Linked DNA regions of Homo sapiens: all the other regions are linked to region 5. A link is a contact called in ENCODE Hi-C or POLR2A ChIA-PET data. All regions are on one chromosome and are shown on one strand. Each heading gives the region's core, a stretch centred on a gene start or an enhancer-like site at or near the end of the contact. The rest is flanking DNA. Distances are from core to core; before and after follow the strand shown. Region 1 has its middle 58 kb from the start of PSMA1. Region 2 has its middle 88 kb from the start of RRAS2. Region 3 overlaps RRAS2 (RAS related 2). Region 4 has its middle 21 kb from the start of PSMA1. Region 5 holds the start of INSC (INSC spindle orientation adaptor protein).

Evidence for each region. A loop is a pair of places that touch in the nucleus more often than their neighbours do. ChIA-PET counts read pairs that join two places held with the same protein, here RNA polymerase II (POLR2A). Pooled maps may share reads with other maps.
Region 1: a loop to region 5 is called in a pooled map, with 18 times the contacts of the local background. The contact joins the enhancer-like site here to the promoter of INSC in region 5. A Hi-C loop is called at or near these places in 3 of 37 single-sample maps with no recorded cell type and 5 of 50 pooled maps.
Region 2: a loop to region 5 is called in a map with no recorded cell type, with 4 times the contacts of the local background. The contact joins the enhancer-like site here to the promoter of INSC in region 5. A Hi-C loop is called at or near these places in 3 of 37 single-sample maps with no recorded cell type and 5 of 50 pooled maps.
Region 3: a map with no recorded cell type shows a loop between it and region 5 (4-fold over the local background). The contact joins the enhancer-like site here to the promoter of INSC in region 5. A Hi-C loop is called at or near these places in 3 of 37 single-sample maps with no recorded cell type and 3 of 50 pooled maps.
Region 4: a map with no recorded cell type shows a loop between it and region 5 (2.8-fold over the local background). The contact joins the enhancer-like site here to the promoter of INSC in region 5. A Hi-C loop is called at or near these places in 1 of 37 single-sample maps with no recorded cell type and 1 of 50 pooled maps. POLR2A ChIA-PET finds 5 or more read pairs at or near these places in 2 of 52 experiments (GM12878 and activated T-cell).

What each region holds. Positions count from the first base shown.
Region 1 is chr11:14,577,390-14,580,089 of GRCh38, forward strand. It overlaps a transcript of PSMA1 not described here. Among named protein-coding and RNA genes, the nearest start is that of PSMA1, 58 kb to the left of the region's middle. Within about 2 kb of position 1,267, at least 10 of the 41 ENCODE cell types and tissues checked have a DNase peak (open chromatin) inside an H3K27ac peak, as active enhancers do.
Region 2 is chr11:14,270,066-14,272,765 of GRCh38, forward strand. No RefSeq gene overlaps it. Among named protein-coding and RNA genes, the nearest start is that of RRAS2, 88 kb to the right of the region's middle. Within about 2 kb of position 1,351, at least 5 of the 41 ENCODE cell types and tissues checked have a DNase peak (open chromatin) inside an H3K27ac peak, as active enhancers do.
Region 3 is chr11:14,307,394-14,310,093 of GRCh38, forward strand. The region is part of intron 1 of RRAS2 (RAS related 2); the gene reads right to left. Among named protein-coding and RNA genes, the nearest start is that of RRAS2, 50 kb to the right of the region's middle. RefSeq lists an enhancer at 1,574-1,703. Within about 2 kb of position 1,403, at least 3 of the 41 ENCODE cell types and tissues checked have a DNase peak (open chromatin) inside an H3K27ac peak, as active enhancers do.
Region 4 is chr11:14,540,108-14,542,807 of GRCh38, forward strand. It overlaps a transcript of PSMA1 not described here. Among named protein-coding and RNA genes, the nearest start is that of PSMA1, 21 kb to the left of the region's middle. Within about 2 kb of position 1,349, at least 10 of the 41 ENCODE cell types and tissues checked have a DNase peak (open chromatin) inside an H3K27ac peak, as active enhancers do.
Region 5 is chr11:15,113,568-15,116,267 of GRCh38, forward strand. INSC (INSC spindle orientation adaptor protein) reads left to right here and starts at 1,356. Exons shown (of 13, transcript NM_001042536.3): 1 at 1,356-1,436. RefSeq lists an enhancer at 530-1,063.

The sequences.
Region 1 (2,700 bases), core at 17-2,516, 540 kb before region 5:
TTAATACTACTACTAATTTTCTCCTTCCAATGATGATCTTTCCTCCATTCTACCTCTGCTATCCACTTCCACTGTCATACTGTGAACCCTCACATCACCTCAACCTGCCTCATCTTGAAATCACTAATTCAGGCATCTCACCCTCTGACCAACTTCCTGTCTCTCCAGAGAAGTTATAAAACAACAATAAAAGTAATAGTAATAATAGCATTTATATAGCCTAAGTGCTCTTCACAAGTTAACTTATTTATTCCTCACAATTCCCTGGCAAATGTAGGTATTATTACAACTGTTTTACAGATGAGGAAATTGAGGCAAAGGAGGTTAGGTGACATGCTCAAGGCCACACAGCTTATGGGTGGCAAAGCCAGAATTTGAACCCAGACAGTCAGGCTCCAGTGTTCACATCCTTAACTATTGTGTTAAGGATGATAAGCCTGGAGTTGAGGGAAAAGTTATTATCCCACTTAGGAGTTAACAAAAAAATCCATGCCTAACTCATGTTCCAAATATTTGTTTATCTGTTTGTTTGAAAGAGCCTCTAACATGATTTGCATATTCACTCATATTGAGAACCACAAATTAGATCATTTAAACAGCCACATGTTGTCGCTCATAAGTGGGAGTTGAACAATGAGAACACATGGGCACAGGGAGGTGAACATCACACACCGGGGCCTGTTGGGGGGTTGGGGGCTAGGGGAGGGATAGCATTAGGAGAAATACCTAATGTAGATCACGGGTTGATGGGTGCAGCAAGCCACCATGGCAAGTGTATACCTTTGTAACAAACTTGCATGTTCTGCACATGTACCCCAGAGCTTAAAGTATAATTAAAAAAAAATAGTCTCCCAATCTGGAGTTCTGGTCAAGTTTAACCCTATTGTTTGTTGTCCTGCTGGCCTTGGTTAGAATTGCTTCACATAAACAGGACAGGGCTGGGCTTGAGAGTGTCAGCATTATGACTTGTCCAGTTAAATGAAAAAAGCATCATTGTCAGTAGCTTGGCAGGGCTGGAGCAAGAAAGGATGGACAAATTTCTTGATACAGACATGATACCTGACGTGTTATTACTTGTGTTCATCTGATTTAATCCAATAGCTAGGAAGAAGACTAACTGATTAGCTGGGAATAGCTCAGGGCAGCAGTTTGCAACTCATTAATATGATGGCTTCTACTATAAGAAGAAAGCAGAATGAGAAATGCAAAGTAAAGAAGGTATTCTTGGCATGGGTCCAGGGGAAAAGCAGTCTGGCTGAAACCATTCAGTTTCGTCAGTCAGGAAGCAGCTATCTACGTAAACAGGAAGTAGAGAAGGTTGCAGGAGAGGGCAGTGGTTAGTTGGTGACAAACAAGAGCTGATACCAGATGGGTGTAAGTGGTTACATGTAAAAGAGATTCTGATAGAGGCCCAGACATTGCATGTTAATTATCCCGGCCTTCTCCTGGGAGAGCTTGTTTCACCAGAGTGTCTATGCAACATGTGTTGAGTCCTATTCTCAAATAGATACTTCCTTTAGAGCCTGGTTTTTGCCAGTTGTCTGCTGGGTAGTTTTATTTTATCTCATTGAATCATCTCAACATTCTGTGAGGATGGGATTAGGTGAAGAAACCAGCTCAAAGGGATTAAGTTACCTGGCCTAAATTCATTTACATCATGCTATTATACAACACTTTGGAAACTGTCTCCTCTCTTAAAAGTAACTATTAGGTATAACCTATTAGAAAGAAGGTATGTTGACATTCTAGAGATGCCATAACAAATTGCTACAAACCTCGTGACTTAAAACAACATAAATCTATCCTTTTACTATTCTAGAGGACAGAAGTCTGAAATCAAGGTATTGGCAGGGCCATGATCCTTCTGAAGGTTCTAGAAGAGAATGCTTCTTTGCCTTGTCCAGCTTCTGATGTCTCCAGGCATTCTTTGGCTTCTAGCTACGTAACGGCGATCTCTACCTTCATCTTCATATGGCCTTTCCTCTTTGTCTTTGTCTTTTACTCTTCTGTCTGTTATAAGGATACTTGGAATTGGATTTAAAATCCATCTGGATGATCTCATTTCAAGATCCTTAACTTAATTACAGCTGCAAAGACTTTTTTTTTTTTTTTTTTTTTTTAAATAAGGTAACATTAACAGGGGCCAAGTATTAGGACATGGACACATCCTTTTTGGGGCCAACTTTCGACCAACTATAAGAGGTGTCACTATTATAATATAAATGCAGATTTTGTAGTATTTTAATAACAACTAAGGAATTGAGAGGAGTATGTCTTGATTAGAGTTTCCATGTCTAGATCTCTATTCTTTAAAAGAATAAACTTTTACAAAATGCTAGTTCCCCTAGAAACCCCCCTCAAACCTTTGGCCTATTAGAATTTCAGAGCAAGAGGGGCATGTGATGCAAAGGCACATGTACTTTGAAAATGCCCTCCAAGTGAACATGATATATCCTTCCTACAAGCTACACACCCACATGTGTTTGAGAATTGCTTCTCTGAGGAAATGCCATTCCCAGGCTGATGGATGGGTAAGAGGGAACTTCAAGGTACACTGATTGTGTGCTGAGGAAAGGGAGAGAAAAATCTGTCTGCAGTGATAATGGAGGCCACAAATTGGGTTGATCTGAAGAACCTCAAATCCAAAGAGCAGGGCTGGAAAGAAAGATCTGATTACTACAAGAGAGCGACACTGTTGCT
Region 2 (2,700 bases), core at 101-2,600, 840 kb before region 5:
CTGCTTTAGAAACCCTGTTGGTTCAGAAGGCTTCACATGCTCTGTAGGGTGGAGAGCAGAGGCTGTGTCATGGTTCAGTACCACGGACCTAGGTTCAAACCACTGCTGCACCTGAGTACCCATGAGGGTTGGGGCCAGTTATTTTACCTTTTCTGGCCTTAGGCTTCGACACAAACTCTCTCCTACTAGCAGACACCTCTACTCCACCTCCACAATTTAGACAATTCTTACACGTGGGTCTTGATGGTATCCTGTTGTAGGACTCATTGAAAGCCAACTGCACTCCACCCAACCCTCACTTCATAAATAAGTAAATGCATGCACTGTGTGAAGCTGGTTTGGGTTGCATTTCTGTCACTTATAACTGAAAATGTCATGACAAATAAAATATGCATGCATAATTTTACAGTTATCAGAGCAAAATGAAATTTGTCTTCACTTAACATTCATAATATTCATAATGTCTTAACATAAGATAGCACTCATTAACATTTTCTCATACTGTTCTAAATACTCCTAGTCTTTATAACTGATTGGTAATAGTTCTCATATTTTAAGCAGTTGCATGTTTAAGCAATTTTTCTTTACCTCAAATAATCTGTAAGTATTCACAGAAGGGAAAAGGGTGAAAACATCTTATTCAAGTCTACTGACTCCAACACCTGGAGTTGGTATAAACATAGTCCCTCTTTTTCTAGTGTTGGAATGTAACTGTTACTCAGTGGTTCTAACCTGGAATCACTAGCCTACAGAGGAAGTCAAAAGCGCCACCTGTGAAAAACACTCGACTCTCCTGCTCCCTTCCCCACTACACTAGTGCTGCCCAAATCAAGACCTGCAGCCTGATAAGATCCACAAATGAGATAAAGAAACTGAAAGCAAGTGTTTAGAAACTCTTAATTTGACACTGCCATGATATACAGGAGAATGATTATTTTCCAAATAATTCATTTTTTATAACATTTAGAAAAGTATCAGTCCACAACACTGGAGACTAACAATCTTTTAACCTGGCCCTCCAATGCAGATAAGTCTTGAGAAGCTGCACTGTGCCACTCTCCCCCATCAGAGAGGCATGTGCTAGAGTCTGCGAACTAGGTTTCTAAATTTCTCAAACGCTGAAGGATCCAGGTGTGAATACATAGTTCCAGATCTGCATACCTCCCTATCTGTGATTAAGTAACTTGCAGTGGCTTATTCTTATTCCTCTAACCTCCTACCCTGTAAAACAAGATAACTTCCCCATCTTGCCCTGCTTTTGCCACAGAATTTCTCAAAATAGCCCACACTTACTTCCTCCACATCCTTAGCCTCCAATCACACCTCAACTCACTATCATCTGGTTTCCACAACCAGAAGACTGAAATAAATCTAAGGAAGTCATCAGCAACCGCACAAGACCAGTGCAGCCTCTCACTCCCCCATCCTCTGCACAGCACTCAATGCTTTCCACCACCTCCGTGGCTTCCTTCACAAAACAGCCTCGTGGTTCTCTCCAGTTTCTGGCTACTTCTCTTGGCTTTTTGCTGCCTCTTCATCTTCTACCTCCCATGTTTGTTTTCCCCAAAGTTTTACCCTTGGACCCTCTCCTCAAACACTCTCTTCCTGGAGGATATTACCCATTCTTATCTCCTCAATCACTAAGCTCAAAAGAGACAAATTTCAAATCTGCATTCCTAGTCCGAGCAGCCTCTTTTGACCTCCAATTCCCATTCCCCATTCCCAAATGCCTCCTGGACTAACCCTGTATGGGATTGTCACATAAATTTCTATCACTAGAGAGTTGCCTATACTCCTTATTTTAATTAATAGCACCACCACCTTCCTGGTCATCCAGACAGTATTTTGGAGACTCAAACATCACTTGGATATCCCTCCAGTGTTCAGTCTCCTTCTCCCCATGTCACTGCAGTTCAGGTCTTCATTGTCTCTCTTTCTGAAATCATCCATTCATCAAATGGCTTTTCAGCACATGCCAGGCAATATAAACACAACAGACGTGATTCTGCCCTCACTGAGTTTATAATACTAAGAGAACAGATTCCATGATTCCAACAACCTCTATCTGACCACCAAATTTGCACTTCTCTGCCATTATGCTACCACTAGATTAGATCCAGGCACCTCCTGTTCAGAATCCTTGGCAGTTTCCCATTATACACAGAAGGGCCATCCTATTTAAAGCCCTCCACAACCTGATCCCAGTCTATTTTATCATATTTTTTTCCCATTGCATGTAGAATCTTTTTAGGCCAAGGTTCCAGTCCAGAATACACCCTGCATTCTGCCAACTCTGGGCCTTTCTCATCTTTCCACCCTCACTCTTCTCTCCTCTCCATCTCAAATCCTACCAATCCATCGAGCTCCAGCTTAAACACCAATTCTAATTAAGAAGTTCCCTCAGATTTTCCAGGAGAAATATATGCTACAATCCCTTCTGCTGGACAACACTTTTTGAATGCTTTTCCTACTCTGCCTTGAAAGTGGGTCCCAGCATTTGTTTTTATCACTCTAAAACTTCCTGCACTAGACTCTGAGTAATTTGAAAAAAAAGGAAAATCTCCACATTTATCCATTTCCCCAGAATGCCTATTACTGCCATGCACAAAAAAAAAAAAAAAAAAAAAACATGCTCAGTCAAGTATTTTTAATTAAAATACCTTTTGCTAAAAATTACTTTGAAATTTTAGAAGCAATCAC
Region 3 (2,700 bases), core at 153-2,652, 810 kb before region 5:
CTAGTTTTTGAGACAGAATATCTCATTTTGTCGCCCAGGCTGGAGAGCAGTGGTGCAATCTCGGCTCAATGCAACCTCCGTCTCTCCCTGGTTCAAGTGATTCTCCTGCCTCAGCCTCCCGAGAAGCTGGGATAACAGCGCCCACCATTTTACAGATGAGACCATTGAGGCTCAGCAGTTAAATAACCTGCCAAAGGTCACAAAGTGGAACTGGGATTCCAATCAGGTCTAACTCCAATGCAATACTCCTTCCATTATACTTTCTTTAACCTGCCATACTAACATAGCACATAGCCTGCGACAGTTTAAAAAAAAAAATCCTGGTACCCCTTAAAATAAGTGATTCATTATTTTTTTAAATTATAAACTGCTACTGCCAAATAGAAAAGTAAAGTCGTTTCATTAAAAATGGAAACGCCCCATTTGTAAGTTACGAGTAAAGGTGTAAGTAGGTCATTTTTTTTTAAATACACAAAGATACTGTTTGACCCAGCAATTTCAATTCCAGAAACTTATCCTGCCGATAGGTCTGCACATATAAGAAATGATATGTACAAGGTTGTTCATAGTGAAATGTCTTTAAAAGACTGGAAACACAATGTGCTTCAGCAAGGACAATGTCATTCAGCAAATGCCTGGTTAAATTACGAAAGGTTCATTCAATATGAATATAACCATTAAAAAAAGGAATGACTTCATGCATTAATATACAGCAATCTGCAAGATATGTTGTTAAATACCCACAGTTTATGTATTTGCTTTATGTGCACAAAATATCTCTGGAAAGATACACAAGAAACTGATTAACTTTACCTGTGGGTTTAACTGGGTTGCTAGGAGATATGGATGGAAGGAAAACAATTCTTGTAGCTTTCAAATTTGAAATACATGAATGAAAGAAGGAACCCAAGAGTTTCGAAAGACCTAGACAGATTAAACATAAACTCTTTAGTAATAAAAGCTAGATTCTAGTCCCAGCTATACAAACAACTAGCTCAGTGCTCCTAGATGAGTAAATCTCTTAAACCTCTTTCCTGGCTCTCACCTATAAATGAGGGGTTTGCCCTTCATGACCTCTTTAAGACTCTTTCCAGCTATATAATTTTATTATGACACGTTTAGCTCCTACAATATGCCAAATATAATTTATAGGTGCTATCGAGGACTTCCTTGTTTTAAATTTGTGGAATACAGCAAAATATCATATTTTAAAAGAGGAAGATTTGCTTGAAGCCCTACCTCTGCTACTTTATAGCTGTAGGATTTGCAGTAAGTCACTCCTCACTGACACCAAATTTAATTACTTGCAAAGCTGAGAGACACTTTCAAGAGTTTTTTACAAGGAGTAAAACGTGAACATTTTCTGTACTTTACAGCTCCACATGAAATGTGAACTACTGCACACAGACTCCCCCTTCAGGTGCTATGAAGTAAAGAGCATGTATTTTAGAGGCAGTCAGACCTACATACCCCGCTTAATTGCTGTATCATCTTGGGAAAGTTATTTAATCTCTTAAGTCTCAATTTCCTCACCTAAAAGATGATCATAATGATTCTTACTTGAAAGGGCTATTGTGAAGATTAAATGATATTGTTAAGTACTCAGTACACTGCTTAACTAAAACTGAGTATTCAAAAATTGGCTCTTTTCCTTTCCAAACTTAGAAATGGAAGGGTGCCCCATAAACAGGTAGGTAACCAACTCACTTCTAGTTGTAACTTTTGCTTCCCAGAGTCTAGACTGTTACTTCCATTTTCACTTCCTCTCCCCTCTATCCCGTTACCTACCAATATCCTAAACCCCAATTTCATTTCTCACCTCTTCTAGAACAGAGAATGGTCTGTAGAAGCAAAACTAGAATTAAAGGGGGTGATTTCCACAGCACATGTTCTATTACTAAACTGCTAAAACTGCCACAAGAATCTTCCCTAGGCTCACTCACCACCCCACTTAATCTACAAATACTAACTGAACACCTATAATGTGCCAAGCATTGTGTCAGGAGCTGAGGATCTAATCCCCAGGCTCTTAGAGGGCTGGCAGTTTCTTGAAGTATTGACCATCAATAAATAAGCAAACATAATACATCAGAGGTGATAGGAACTCTGAAGAAAAATGAAGGGGGCTGGCAACAGCAGGAGTTGGAGGGGAGGATATGATACTGCATAAGATAGCCAGAGAAGGCTCCACGCACAATGTGACACTGGAGAAGGGAATCCTGGATCAACTGAAGGAGTGAGCCATGCTGTGATCTAGAGTATCATTCCAGGCAGAGGGAACATTAAGTTAAAGGCAGTGCGGTGAGAGTACTGTAACATGTCTGAAGAACAGCAAGACAGCCAGTGTAGCTACAACAACAAACATGAGAGAGTGGTTAATGAGTTCAGAAAATTAACAGGGAGGCAGGCGGAGACTTGCAGGCCAGAGTGAGGACTTCAGATTTTATTCAAAGTGAAATGAAAACCACTAGAGGGTCTGAGGCAGATGAATAAAATGTTCTGACTTTCATATGAAAAGTAATACTGGCTGCAGTCAGAAGACTGGATTATAGGTCAAGGGTGAAATCAGAGACTACTTAAGAAGCTATTACAATAAATCATGAAAAGAAAATTGCAGCTTGAAGGGAGGTGACTGGAATGGAGGTGTAAAGTGGCCAGATCCGTGTTTACTTCCAAAGGAGGGCCAACAGCATTTGCAGA
Region 4 (2,700 bases), core at 99-2,598, 570 kb before region 5:
TTTCCCTTGACCCTCTCTACCCACCCAGCTCTGTTCAGATCTTCACTCCCTTGTTTTCAGCTTCCCTACTTGCTCTCTGCATTTGCCTGGCCCACAAATGCACAAAGTTGCCTTCTGTGGGTGACCTTGTCTTTTTGCAACTAAGATGATGAAAACTGGAACTCTCCATCCAGCTACGTTGTCTCAGGCCACCCTGGGTGACACTCCTCCCAGTTGGATCCAGTCCTCAGGATTTTTCCCTCTGAAAAACACAGTGAACTAGACAGGCTTTTAGGAAACATTACGTCCTCAGGAGAGATACGATATTGCTTATGGTTCAGCGCACACTTCCAGAAAATAAACTGAGATCGCCTAAATGCAGAAAGATCAAAAAAGCCCTTCATTTCTGGAGGTAAATGTCTGTTTTTCAGTTCTACACATACTACCTTACTAAAAGCTGATACCTGATGGATTGCAATTGGGTTTTCACACAACAATAAAATACTACTCCTATCAGAAAGGAAATGTGAAAAAAAATTGTGAACGTAAAAAAGGAACATGTGGAGTTAAACATCAACTTTTCCTCTTAGAAAATCTGCAGAAAAGCCCAGTTAAAGAAGAAGATTGTTTTAGAATAAGTCATCTAATGCTGGCTTACTGTTCTTTTTAAAAAAGGTACACTTTTTGTGAAAAGAATTTTACTTCCCCTGTCATTTTGGGATGGGGGACAAAAACTTGGGAGTATCACTCCCATGTTCTAGTGTAAAAGAAAAAAAAGTTCCTGGTATGAAAAATGTTATAAAGTTAACACTTGGACACAGGAAGGGGAACATCACACACCAGGGCCTGTTGTGGGGTGGGGGGAGGAGGGAGGGATAGCATTCGGAGATATATCTAATGTAAATGACGAGTTAATGGGTGCAGTACACCAACATAGCACATGTATACATATGTAACAAACCTGCACGTTGTGAACATGTACCCTAGAACTTAAAGCATAATTTTTAAAAAAAGAAAAATGTTCTAAAGTTATATATAACAATAGTTTTCTCCCCTAATTAAAATGTTGTATTTTTCTACTTTTCCACATTAACATGAGAATATATAAAAGGCATCCTTGCATAAAACCCTTTGACCAGATTTCACAACTCTAGTCCTATGCTAATAAGAAGTCTTTATTTAGTTTCAGTCTTTCCAAATAAGCCTGTATGCTTCTGACGCAGCAAACACCAGTTTGGTCCTCTCTGTCCTCTGTCCCTTGACCCCCAGGCTCAGTCTATTCACCTAAGGTAAAACTAGACCCTATTTGTACAGAACATATTCGTCTTTGTGCAGGCGCACACAGAACTGGGGGAGCTCTGCTCTGGCCCAGGAAAGAGATAGAGATTGGCTGCCATCCAGTTGAGTTGGCTCAAGAGAAGTTCAGCTTTCTTGTCCTCTCACAGACAGTCCCTTCCGTGCTGACCTTTAACTAATTGGCAGGGCTCTGGAGCCTTGACTCTGCTTCCCCACTGCCCACACTCTTTTCCCCCACATTCTTGATACCTTTTGGAAGGCAGAAAAGCTGGAGAAAGAGGCACTAGGGAGAGAAAAGTGCAAGTCTGAGCCTCTTAGGAGTTCCCCTCCTTCTTGATAAGGGAGTAGGACTGTTAATTTCAAAGGATACCAACACATGGCATGGAAAATTTGCAAACACATGGAGAATTTAGCATGGTCTATGCATCAGGGCGGATAGTTTATAAACCTTGGAAGAATATGCTAGCCTTTCTGCAGATATCCTATAGTCTTTTTGAAAGTCCATATTTAATGGAGCTTTTGCAAATATATTGCCGCTTTTTTATAATGAGCATTATCAGTATTTCCACTGTGTAAGATTAGATTCCAGGCAAAATTATAACGCATACAATGATCAAATAGTTTATAGCTACAGCTATTGTATATAGCTTTAGCTATTACAGCTAATAGCTAAAGCTTTTTAAAATGCAAACTATAATTACTTAATTTTGAAAAAGACCCAACAATTCTATATTAAAAATTCTCTATACCATGGTTAAAACTTTTAAAAAAGTAAATATTACAGAATAAAAATTATAAAATTGTGGAAGTACCTTTACAATTGTAAAAGCAAAGATTTGATTGTATTTTCCTGATTTTTGTTCCCCTTTCATGATGTTAATGATGATGGCTCAGTTACATGCTTGGCATCCTTCCTCCTGCTAATTTTGTACAAACAATCTTCTCCCTCATTTGGGGGCATCTGTAACCCATTCATCTAAACCACTCTATTTACCTTTCAAAGGCTGGCATTCAGCTGTAAGCAGGGAAAAAAAAACCCAACAACTTTCCAGTTTGTTGGCAACTTGTTGAAGGCAATTGACTGCTTTTCAATAGAAAATGTTTCCTTCCCCTATTGTGTCACCTCTACCCCCTAAAACATTTCACAAAGCTCTGGCTGAGCCCTCCCATGATTGCCAGACAATGGCTTCCTTTGGAAGAAAAATAACAGAAGCAGCTGGTGTCATAAACCTGAGGTGTTTTATTAAAGAGTCATTGCCCTCCACCTACAATGTCTGCACAATAAATGGCACCACAGGGCTGGAAGGGACTTCCCAATTCAATCCTACCTATTAAATTTTACAGGGCAGGAACCTGAGTTCCAGAGAAGTAAGGATATATAGTTCCAATTCTAGAGCAAGAGTTCTTCACTTTTTCTGTGCCAGA
Region 5 (2,700 bases), core at 106-2,605:
ACCAAGCCCTGTCCCCAGCCCTAGACAGCACTTGTTGAAACAGGAACTGAGGCCCCTCTCAGGGAACTTGGGGAGTAGAATCAGGCTGTTCTGGATGACTGGAGGGTAGAGTTGAAGCTGGCTTGTCTGAGAGGAATGATTTGGCCACCTTCTGAGCCCTGGGCCCCCAGAGAGCTGAGGAGGAGAGTTAATATCAGAGAGCTACTGTGTGTGTTCGAGTCCAGGGAGCAGCAGTTAGCTTCAGCCAGAGCCTGAAAAAAGAAATAGAGATTATTAGCATTAAGGAAGAGAAGGCTGCAGTGGGACCTCGGCGTGGTCGTTTTGTCATGGGGACTGAGTTGAGCTCCTTCTCCCTGAATACATATTGTGAGCAAATTGACATAGTTTGCATGTGAGAGATTTAGGTTAGATGTCAAGGAGATCTTTCTGTCAGTAAGAGAGTTCAAGCTTTGGAACAGGGCTCAAGGGAGACCAGGGGCTGCCTTTGCTTGAGGACCTCCAAGAATAGGTCAAGATTCTCTGGGCTCTGGGAGCCTCATAGCAAGATGGCGGAGGCGGGGGAGGGGGAGTTGTATGAAATGATCTGGAAGCTTTCTTCCAGGTCAAAAATGCCACATTCCCGAGCTTTTGGGTAGGAATCAAGTTCCTCTAGATTTAGCTATTTGACAGAGTCCAGGACGGGGGTGGGGGGTGGGGGGTGGGGTCTGATCTTATGTGCCGAAGTTAGAAGGAGTTTCTGCAACAACCCCTCGTCATTTTTGGCAGGTCCAAGATGTGGAGGGTGACTTAGGTGTGTGTGAGCAAGGTTCCAGAGGGAAGCACCTGCGGTGAATAAACCGTCTCATTCTAGGCGTTTGGGGTCTATCAAAGCTGGGTGGCTTCCTCCTTCCTAGCAAGTGAACTGCACCCAAATCCCTCCTTGTTTTGTTTCAGCTCCAAGGGAAACGATCGCGGCACATTCCCTTCCCCTCTCCAGATGTTGGCATGCGGGGCACCTTGTGGGCGACCCCGCCTGGACGGCTTCGCGGCTCCCGGGCGATCACCCTGGTGCCTGCCGCCTGGCCCGGGGGAGCCCGGTCTCTAATTAGGCCTGACCGCGTCCCCATTCCAGCGCTCCTGCAGATGGGAGGGAGGGCCATGTTTCCCCCCCCAGGGGCACCGAAATAGCCTCGTAGTCCCGCGGAGACAGCAGGCAGCCGTGGCTGACGCGGGACCAAGGCTTGGCAGGGAGCGCGCTGCTGTGGAAGGTCCTTGGGAGGCTGCGACCGCCTCGGAGAGGGCGGGCGGGGGAGAACGGGGCGGGGGGTGGGGCGGGGGCCAGGGGCGGCCTCTCGGGCTGGGCCGGCAGAGCGGCCACTTTGCGCGCGGCCTCTGGAGCTCCAGCTGCGCCCCGCCACCACTGGCCGCTCGCACTACCAGCCTGTCTCGCACGCTAAGTAAGTAGACAGCTCCCCTAGCTGGATTCAGGGGGCTGGTGATGCCTCTGCTAGCCTAGTTGGGAACAGTGCAGGTTTGTCACTAATTGGATAGTAGGTGTAAGTGTGTCAGTGGGAGTGCTTGTGAAGGGGAGCTTGCGCCAGTGTGAGGGAGTGTGTCTGGATGGGATGTCCACATGTGGAATTTTCTAGCATGTGCCCCAGGGTGCGAGTGTGGGTGAACGAGTGTGTCAGAGTGTGTGGTGGCCTGGAGTGGGCCACAGGTATTTGCCTGTGTGGCACCTGCTGCCCTGGGTGCACTGTGTCTGTACCTGTGGAAATGCCTGTGTGTGTGGCAGGAAGGCCCCCAGGTGGGCTGAGCCAGTCCACATGTGGATGAGTGGATGTGCCAGTGTGAACCCAGGAAGGCAGAAATTGGGGCTAGGGAGTGTTATCTGAACTCAGGCTTTCTAAGGTGACCTGACTTGTCCCAGCTGGGGTGTCTTCTCTGTGGGTCATTCAGCTTTGGTTTCTCAGGGCTTGGAGAAGGACAGAAGCTCAGAGCCCTCACACAACACTGGAGTGAATGTGGCTCTGACTAACCCCATCTGGCTAGACCAGGGTCAGGGAGACAGCTTGGGAGACCCCACTCTTAAACCAGGAGAAGAGACAGGAGGCCAGGGGATGAGTGGACCATATGGCCATGGCCACCCACAAACACTCGCAGTGCACCCACGCTTACATGCTCAGCATACACACATTCCTGTCCATGTGCACCAGTCTTGCACACACTCTTCTCAGGATAGCCATGCAACCATTCACACTTTCAACATGTATACCTGTGGACAACGACATGTATGCAACATGCACCCACTTTGTTCAATGCATATGCGCAAATGTATCCCTGGTGTGGCCCCACCCTCAGCCGCTAGCCTCCTCCCACTTTTGCCCCTTTTAATCTATATATTATACCTCTGACAATGGGTCCAAGAAACTGGCCTCAGTGGGGAATATTTTAAGTCAGGGACTTTGGCTGTGGGGGTCAGGGCAGATGGTGATGTGGTGCCTTTGAGGGGTTCCATTGAATCTGAAACTGAGGCTGTCCATGGAGCTCAGCCAGAGAGCATCTTGTCCCTTTAGCTCTGGGACTTAGAAGCACTGTTCGCCCTTTTAGAAGTGAAAACTTCCAAACACTGCCTTTGGAAGGCAAGCCAGGTCAGGCTGGGATCTGACATGGAGCTCAGCATATATAATTTGCTCCATGCTGTAGTTTATACTCTGGATT